Regions from separate parts of the Mus musculus genome. Here region 2 is linked to region 1. Evidence: chromatin loops called from intact Hi-C (ENCODE). Cell type or tissue: left cerebral cortex. All regions are shown on one strand.

Region 1 (4,000 bases):
TTTTCCTGAGTGAAATCTAGAGATGGTCCTAGGAATTCCAGGGATGAGTAGATTTAGTTAAGGAATTGCTCTAGTATCTGTTCCTCCATCTTCCCAATTCATTTGCTACCCAAGCACAAAAGTCCTATGTGTGTTGGGAATCGAAATAGTATATTCTGAAAATAGGGGTTTTTAAAGAACATTTGGTAGATTTTTATTTTTACAAGATGAAAAGTCCTAGAGAAATGTTTTTATAATAATGTGAATGTATTTAATACCAATTGTGTCAGCTTTCTGATTTAATAACCCAGTATCGGAGACAATCAACCTTTGATAAGTTTATTTTAGTTCTTGGTTTCAGAGGCCTCAGTCCATGGTCACTTGACACTTTCTATTGTTGCAGGATTTTCCCTGTCCAATCACATTAGGACAGTGGGGGGCCTGTGATTGGACAGGAAAAGGGAGGCGGAGCTAGGAGTTGGGGAGACAGAGAGGTCGCAGAAGACAGAGGTCGAAGGAGGAGGAGGAGAAGCCAACATGGAGGCAGATAGTCAGGAAGAAGATCCCGATCCCATGTGGTTTTAAACAGCAACTAGTAGCTAAGATTTTCACAAGGTTAGAATAATTGGGGTAAAACTTTTATCATTATCAATTGGCTCTGAAATTATTGTATTGGCATCTTGTAAATTGTGATCTTATTGTTATATAAATCTACTTGGATAATTAAGCTTTAAGAGTGATGTTTCTACTGGATAATTAGGTGTTGAGATGGCTTTTCATAGGGTGTGTGGGGTGTTGCATGGAAGTGTGAGGAACTTGTGGGGGACATCTTAGAGATGGCCCAGTGGGAACCCTGTGGCCCTGTGGGGCGAAGAGTTGACTGCCAAGAGACTGAGCAAGTGAGATCACCTGACATGGGGGTTAGCCCTAGAGAGTTGGTAGCGGCAGGCAGGAGCATAGCCTGGCCTGGCTGAGAATTGGCGTGTTCATTTTATAATATTTCCCTCAACAATCTATTGCTTTGGGCCAAATGGTAACACAGTATACTATGACTGAAACACATAGAAGGAGGCGAATTTACCTTATGGCAGCCAGGGGGCAAAGAGATAGATGGGAATGGGCTCAGATCCCCTTTAAGGGTACTCTCCTAGCCCCCAGATGACAGATTTGGGGCTAGATTTCCTCCACTAGATTCCACATTAGAAACATTAGACCTCACTGCAGCATCACACACTAGGCAAGCTTTTGCATTATTGGCCTGTGAGGGACACTTAGAATTGGAACTGTAGCACTAATGAATGAAGGCTAAGATGGATTGCTGGTGGCTCTCCTGTCTTGCTGCCAGCCTGCTGCCCTGTCTAGTGTAGGGAGTACACTTTTCTTTCTGTTGCAAAAACAATAAGGGCATCAAGATGATAAATTTTATGTTATGTGGAATTTTTTTCTTCTAACATAAAGACAATCAGATCTTACTTACTCATTGCCTGTAACTAATTTATTTTAAAACCTGAGCCACATAACCAGACTGTCACTGTCTGTGATCCTGTGTAAAGATTCCATGTCGTACCTGTCCTTCTAATTTTCTACTGCTTTGCTAAGTCCTTTAGGCACTTTAGTCTGTTACACCGCCACAACCAGAGAATGGAGTTTTGATTTGTAATACAAACCAAGTAAAACCTATGACTAGCAGTCTCTGGAGCTCCTTCAGTGGTACAGACTTGAAGAGGGGCCTTTAATGATGCCCTGCCTGCCATGTTGCTGTCTGGGATCCAGGAAGGCAGGTAGACAGCAGTCTGAATTGCATTTGGTATTTCCTGTGTTCCAATGCCTGGATGTAAATGAGAGATGAGCATTTCAATTTGGATGATCTGGCTGGGTTCCTAAGCCGAATGGCTGCGCATATACCATAAACACCGTGAAGAAGCAACCATGGAAACACTTGTTTTCTTGTTGAGCTAAATTTACTCTGGGTTGAATATTAACACAGCTCCTGGCAGGACTTTAAAAGCAAAAATAGCTTAAGCGTGATTCACTCTGAGTCACTGCTGGTGCTGAGCTGCCTGGTGCTTGACATTGAACAAGTTGGCAGCCTGCATTGCTACATTTTTTCTAGGAACTCTGAACACATTTCATTCTTGTGAATTTGCTTGTGCAATGATATTAAATAGAGTAATATGTTTACTTTGTTTCTAAGTCAAATGAATTTGAGAATGGCGAAACTAAAGTATTTTTCTTGGGCTTTCTGGAAAAGCAAGCTTCTCAGAATTCTGTGGTTTCTTTAACAGTTTATTTTATAGGAGATTAGTAAAATATGGAAATTTTAGATTAGATACTGGGGCTTCTGGAAGTTTTGTTAAAAAGTCTAGTAGTACTATTAAGCAGGATTCATTAATCTTCTGTCCTTACCAGACAAGGTGATTGTGCCATTCACAAAGCTCTTTCCTTTTCTTTCTTACCAGGGGAGGGAGGGAGGGAGGCAGGCGGTACTGCAGCCTGCTGTACACTCAGCTAGGCGGTTAACTTAGGAAATACTTTTCTTATTTGAGATTATATAATGGGAAGTTCATGGGTTTTGAAAGGCAGACCAGACCCACCCAGGGGATCTCTGTTGGCTCTTTAAAGGCCTCCCTCACATGCCTTTCCCTGAGTCAACCCAAGTGGCTGCTAAATCGTGAGTAGCCTGTTGGCTGACTGTGGGAAAACCTAGGACAGAGCAACTCGCCTCATCCATGATCAGCTAGGGCTGAGTCTAGAACGCTATATGAGAATGGTTTTCCCTTGATGTTGCAATTTCTATTTTAACATGTTTTTGTTTAGCTTTTGGAGTTGCCCAACAGTGTAATTTCAATTGAGGTTTAGTTTCAGCTCTTCCAATTTTTTTTTTCTAATTTAAAGACACTATCATTTTGTCTTAGAACTTCAATGACTTATATAAAAAATGGTTTTCCTATGATAGTCTTAAAACCAAAAGGAGCCTAGCCTAATTTTTGATAGTATTTTGAAATTATTTTACCATAAAATTGTACATTAGAAGATGCAACTCTGGTAGAGAATTTCAACATAGTTGCATAAATTGTGTTTCATATTACAACTTGTTCTCTGCTTGACTTCACTGAAATTAATAAAAGAACCCTTTCAGAAGGATCTGGTGAGTTAGCTTTGGTTTTTTTTTTTTTTTTAAAGAACTTACTCATAGTGTATCCTGTGTTGCTAAGTTTTCAAAGTTACCCATTTCAACCACACCCAAACCCTTTCAGAGGCTTGAAATCTCTTTACTCAGATGTCTTCCCAGTAAAGATTGGGGATCTCTGTGAGTTCCAGGAGATGCGTGAGGACTGTGTAAGAGCTAATGCTTGGTGATGGAGCTGCTGCTGAGTCTTGGATACAACACACAGTTCCTTATTCTGCAGTCAGAGATCCCTTACAGCTTTCTGACTCCGGCCTTGTGGCTGCTGGGAATATCCCTGAGGTGTTTTGTCTCAAAAGGATCCATGCCTTGGAGCTAGAGAAGGGAGAATGGGTTTTTACCATAGCATTCTCCTGGCCCACGGTTGTGCATATTCTGCTGATAGCTGTGTTTTGGAGGCAGGTGAATTTTTGGCATGTCCTTAAAGTAAGTACTACAGGGTTTAGGTAAATCAGCCCTTTCAGATTGTAAACTAAAAGGTTATTAGCCTAGCTGAGTCTCAGCATAACCCGATAGTACTCTGTTACTGCAGATCAGACACACCCCTGTCCCTCTGCCCCCAAGTACCCACCGCGTGTGTGTGTGTGTGTGTGTGTGTGTGTGTGTGTGTGTGTGTGTGTGTGTGTGTGTGGTGTAGAAAAGGTCTTAGGTGTAAGAGTTCAGGCAAGATCCCTATAAGAAAGAACTTGTATACTCATTAAATCTGGGTTTTACAGACTGGGTAACTGTTAAATTTATTTGGTCAGTGCAGTTTCATTTTTCTGCTTCTGTTCATTTGTGTAGTAGCCATTTATTGAACCTTACTATGCCAGAAATTAGGATATTTTTTAAAAG
Region 2 (4,000 bases), 68 kb before region 1:
GGCTGCTGTTCTTGCATTAAGGCATCTCCCCCGCCTGATGTGTAGTAAGTGCTCAGTAACCATTGGCAGGTAAAGGAGTTTCTGAACTTGGAAAGGGGTGTCTGCAACCCTTCTCACTGAGGTCTGAATTCTGTGGGTTCGGCTGGTTGCTTTGTAAGTTAATATATACCTGAAACTTTTTAGTTCTGAGGGCAAGATGATTTTAGGATTTGGACTAGTTATATTTGCAGATGAACTATCTACTCTGTAATGGATTTAGTTAAAAATATAGCTGGTTAGTGCTTATGCCAAGCCAGGCTCTTCTTTGAGCACTGTACCTACATGCTAACAACTTTATGAATTTGGTACTATTCTTTATCTTTTTCTTGTTTTAAAAGGTTTGCATTTTATTTTTATGGGTATGAGTATTTGCCTGCATAAATGAGTGTACACTACATGCATTCCTGGTGCTGATGGAGGCCTACGAGGGTATCAGATCTCCTTGATCAGGCGTTATAGGCTTTCCTGAGTTGTCATATGGGTGGTAGGAATCGAACCTTGGTCCCCTGCAAGAATCACAAGTGTTCTTAACCACTCAGCCACCTCTCCAGCCTTCAGTACTATTCTGATACCCATTATAGAGGTGTGGAAACAGTCTTTCCAAAGACTACACAGTCCACAAGAAAGAAATCAAGCAGACTGCCCCTTCAATTATGTGGTGTGCAGCTTCCCACGTCTGGGTTATTATGTGATGGGAGGGCTGTGGGGAGGCAGATGGCAGGAAGGTGGAAAGTCCTCCAGGATTTCTCCTGGACTTTGGGAAGAAACCAGCTGCTGACTGGTTATATCATACACCTGATACTGCACACTTACTTCTAGTGGGAGGCAGTTATAACATGGGCATTCAGTTTTAATTTTACCACACTAATATCTGTGTGGAGGAATAATTACAACTTTGAAGTTCAGTGTAGTGAGAAGTAACCAAGTTTCTATTAAACATTGCTCAAGCACTGAGTAAGTCATTAAATTCAACTCCTGATGAGTGTAGATTGCTTAATATCTGTCTGTCAGGAGACACACAGATAGACAGATAGATGTCACTAGATGTAGGTAATTGGATCTGAGTTTACAGAGAATTCAGGTTTTGGTTTGATTTTGACACAGAAGTTGAGAATATTGTTTATACTGTCATCTGTTTGTATTTCTCAAAAAAAAAGGTAAATGTCTTTTACAGAAAATATGGAAGAATCAAGTTCTCATATAAAGAGATCTGGAAATAACTTATTCCCAGTCTTTAGAAAATAAACTTTTCTGGCTGTGTGTGCCATTTAGTCTAAGGAATTTAAACTAAAGTCAGGCAACCCTTGCCACCATCCTTCTTCTTCGCCAAAATGGTCTGTGTATTTAATGACATTTCGTGTTTATCAGATTCTTCTAAGTGTGTGAGTCATGTTGACTCACAGTCAGCAATCCTTAGCAACACTAAATGTCTGCTTTGTCTTAGCTTGGTAAGTCACTAATAAAATACATGCTGCTGAATTTAATCAACTCCATGTAATTGGTTGTTTCTGTTCAGACATGCTTGTGTGTGGCTTTGTAGAATAGAAAAATTAACCTGATCCCACAGTTTTCTTGTTGTTTGTTTAGAACAAAACTTTAGAAAGCAGCTTGACCCTGGACAAAGCCGTGCAGCTGATTAGATATGCAGGTGGGAAGAATAAGTAGGTGACATTTGTCTTGAGGGTGTGTCTCTCTAGTGTGTGTGTGCACACATGTCCTACTTGTAAAAGTAAAGAGATTTTATGGGTTGATAAGAGCTGGAATACTAGGTCCTCTTCTGGACAGTAGAGAGATGTTAGAGAGGGGACCTTATATCTGAGATCATAGGGAGCTTTCAACAAGGGCACCTCAGAAATCCATGTGAGGTGTAGTGAAGTTCAAGGTCTTTGTATGTGGTTTGCTTGGAGAGACAAGGAGGGCAAAGCCTACATTTTGATGTTTTAGTGAAGGCTGGGCTAGTAAAGGCCTAGAGACTGTGAGTGACTTTCAGCTCTATTTCCCAACCCCCAGAGCTGGACCTCAGGGAAGTTTATTCCATGGGCTGCAGGCACAGCACCCCTGTGGTTAGGGAAGGCCCTGTTTAGAATAAGTAGGTCCAGAAGTGTACCTCTTACCCCCCCTCCCTCACTGACCTGGTTGCCGGTCTGGAATGGCAGTTGGGTTGCTCTGTTGATCATGACCAGGTGGACAAGGATATGCCATGATAAGAACTGCTTCCCCCACCTGCTTCTGCTTTTCAACCAGTGGCTTAGAAAATACTGAACAAACAGGCATGAGTCAACCCTGGATAGTACTGCATCTGAATGGGGAAAATAAATATCTCATGCTCCCATACTGCGCTACATAAAGACAGCATATTGCCATGCTTGTCACCTAGTTCTTAGCCACAAGTTGGAAGTTATTCCTCCTTAAGAGTCCATGTCCATAAAAGCAGCTTACTTGCCTCCTGCCCTCCTTTCTCAGACCAGTCTCTACTTTTGCCACGCTCTTCTACACCGGGACAACTGGCATCAGTGGCTATGGTTTCGCCTTCAACATTCATATTTGTTCCCGCCTCAGCCCATTATCTTCCTCTCATTAAAGCCTATAAATTTTGTTTGAAGTTGGGTTTGATTCTAGCACTAAGTCACCCATTTCTGCTTAATATACCTTCAATGCTCTTTCAGTGCTTCAAAGCAGGGAATAGTAAGAGTTATTGCTGTTGGTGCATTTTAGCATTGAGTAACAGATGACGTGTCTAATGAATAGCGTGGCTGCTGAGATTGCATAATTATAGGTTTGTCTGCCTTTAGGAAAACCATAAGCAGGCCAGCTTCATCCAGTTAGAGACTTCTCCAATTATGTAAGCATGAGAGTATTTCATTCTAAAATGAAGCCTTCTTCCAGTGATTCTGTTATTCTTTGTCTTGGGGTGGGGGTTGTTTTGTTTTATTTTGTTTTTTTGGGAGTTTGCCCCTGAGTAGGAAAAACAAAAACAAACAGAAACTGTCCTCAAGGGATGAGTTGTTTTGTGGCTCTTTCTGGACTAAGCCACACTTAATAATGTACATGAGGTCGTGCAGGCTACAGTGGTTCTGCATAGTGTTAGAAATAGGTCTGATTGGCATTGTTGGGTAGGTTTGTAGAACAGCCTAATGCTGGCATGCTTACAGACAGCTAGAATTTTATAGTGCAAAGCAGGGATTATCTGTGCCCTCTGGACTTGGTTTGCTGGGGTGGAGGTAGGGGGACATATTTCAGCTAGTTGTACTAACTTTAACTTCTTGGAACAATTTCTTAATTAATGTGCCAGGTGACAGGTTTCCCAGAGGCCTTGAGTTGCTCCCGTGGGTCTTCTCCATGTGTGCATTGGCTTGGAAATCAATATTCATTAAGTTCATGTAGATTCATTCAGTTACTGAGAGAAAGGGTTGGATCTAATACATTTGTAGGATGACATATTGAAGGAATTTCAATATTCCCACTTCTCTCAGACCTTGTTTACCTGGGGGAGAGCAATTAGATATATGTAATAAAAGTTATTTCTGATCATGAGTGCTGCTTAGGTTTTTTTGTAGGACTCTTGTTCCCCACCATTTCTCTATAGTTCTCTTTGTGACCTGACAGGAAGTTTGTAGTAGTTTCTGTCTGTGTGCTTGGTTGCTAGTGTTTAGACTCGTGTACCCTTGATTTTTCAGCATCTGGACTTGGCTGATGTTCTCCTAGCATTCAGTCGGTGACGTGACTGTTGTCATAGCACTTTAAACTACATGTGAGGATGGGAAAAGATGCTTTCTCTGTGTTAAAACTTAGTGTATGTCTAACCTGGGGGAAGCATTTATTTTCTTACTCATTTCTTCTATTTGAGAAATTTAGACAGAGCCTTTCAGAGTAGGTCCCCTAAGCCTCCAAGTCAAATTCCCAGTAGCCTACTTAGAAGTATAGTTCTAAGGGTCTAAACTGGAAGCTCAGCTGACGCTCA

What was found. Hi-C counts contacts between places; a loop is a spot of excess contacts. Peaks named below come from ENCODE experiments on the same cell type or tissue, not always from the same donor. Only the 100,000 strongest peaks of a DNase experiment are listed, where the experiment ranks them.
Region 2: a loop joins it to region 1, with 4 times the contacts of the local background. A loop is called at or near these places in 2 of 42 quality-filtered maps.

Annotation. Positions count from the first base shown.
Region 1 is chr15:59,478,755-59,482,754 of GRCm38, forward strand. The region is part of intron 4 of Nsmce2 (NSE2/MMS21 homolog, SMC5-SMC6 complex SUMO ligase); the gene reads left to right. Among named protein-coding and RNA genes, the nearest start is that of Nsmce2, 110 kb to the left of the region's middle. In left cerebral cortex, no CTCF peak of the experiment used is centred here; DNase peaks (open chromatin) are centred at 1,974 and 2,596; H3K27ac peaks cover 2,144 bases.
Region 2 is chr15:59,410,614-59,414,613 of GRCm38, forward strand. All of the region lies in intron 2 of Nsmce2 (NSE2/MMS21 homolog, SMC5-SMC6 complex SUMO ligase), which reads left to right. Among named protein-coding and RNA genes, the nearest start is that of Nsmce2, 38 kb to the left of the region's middle. In left cerebral cortex, no CTCF peak of the experiment used is centred here; no DNase peak of the experiment used is centred here.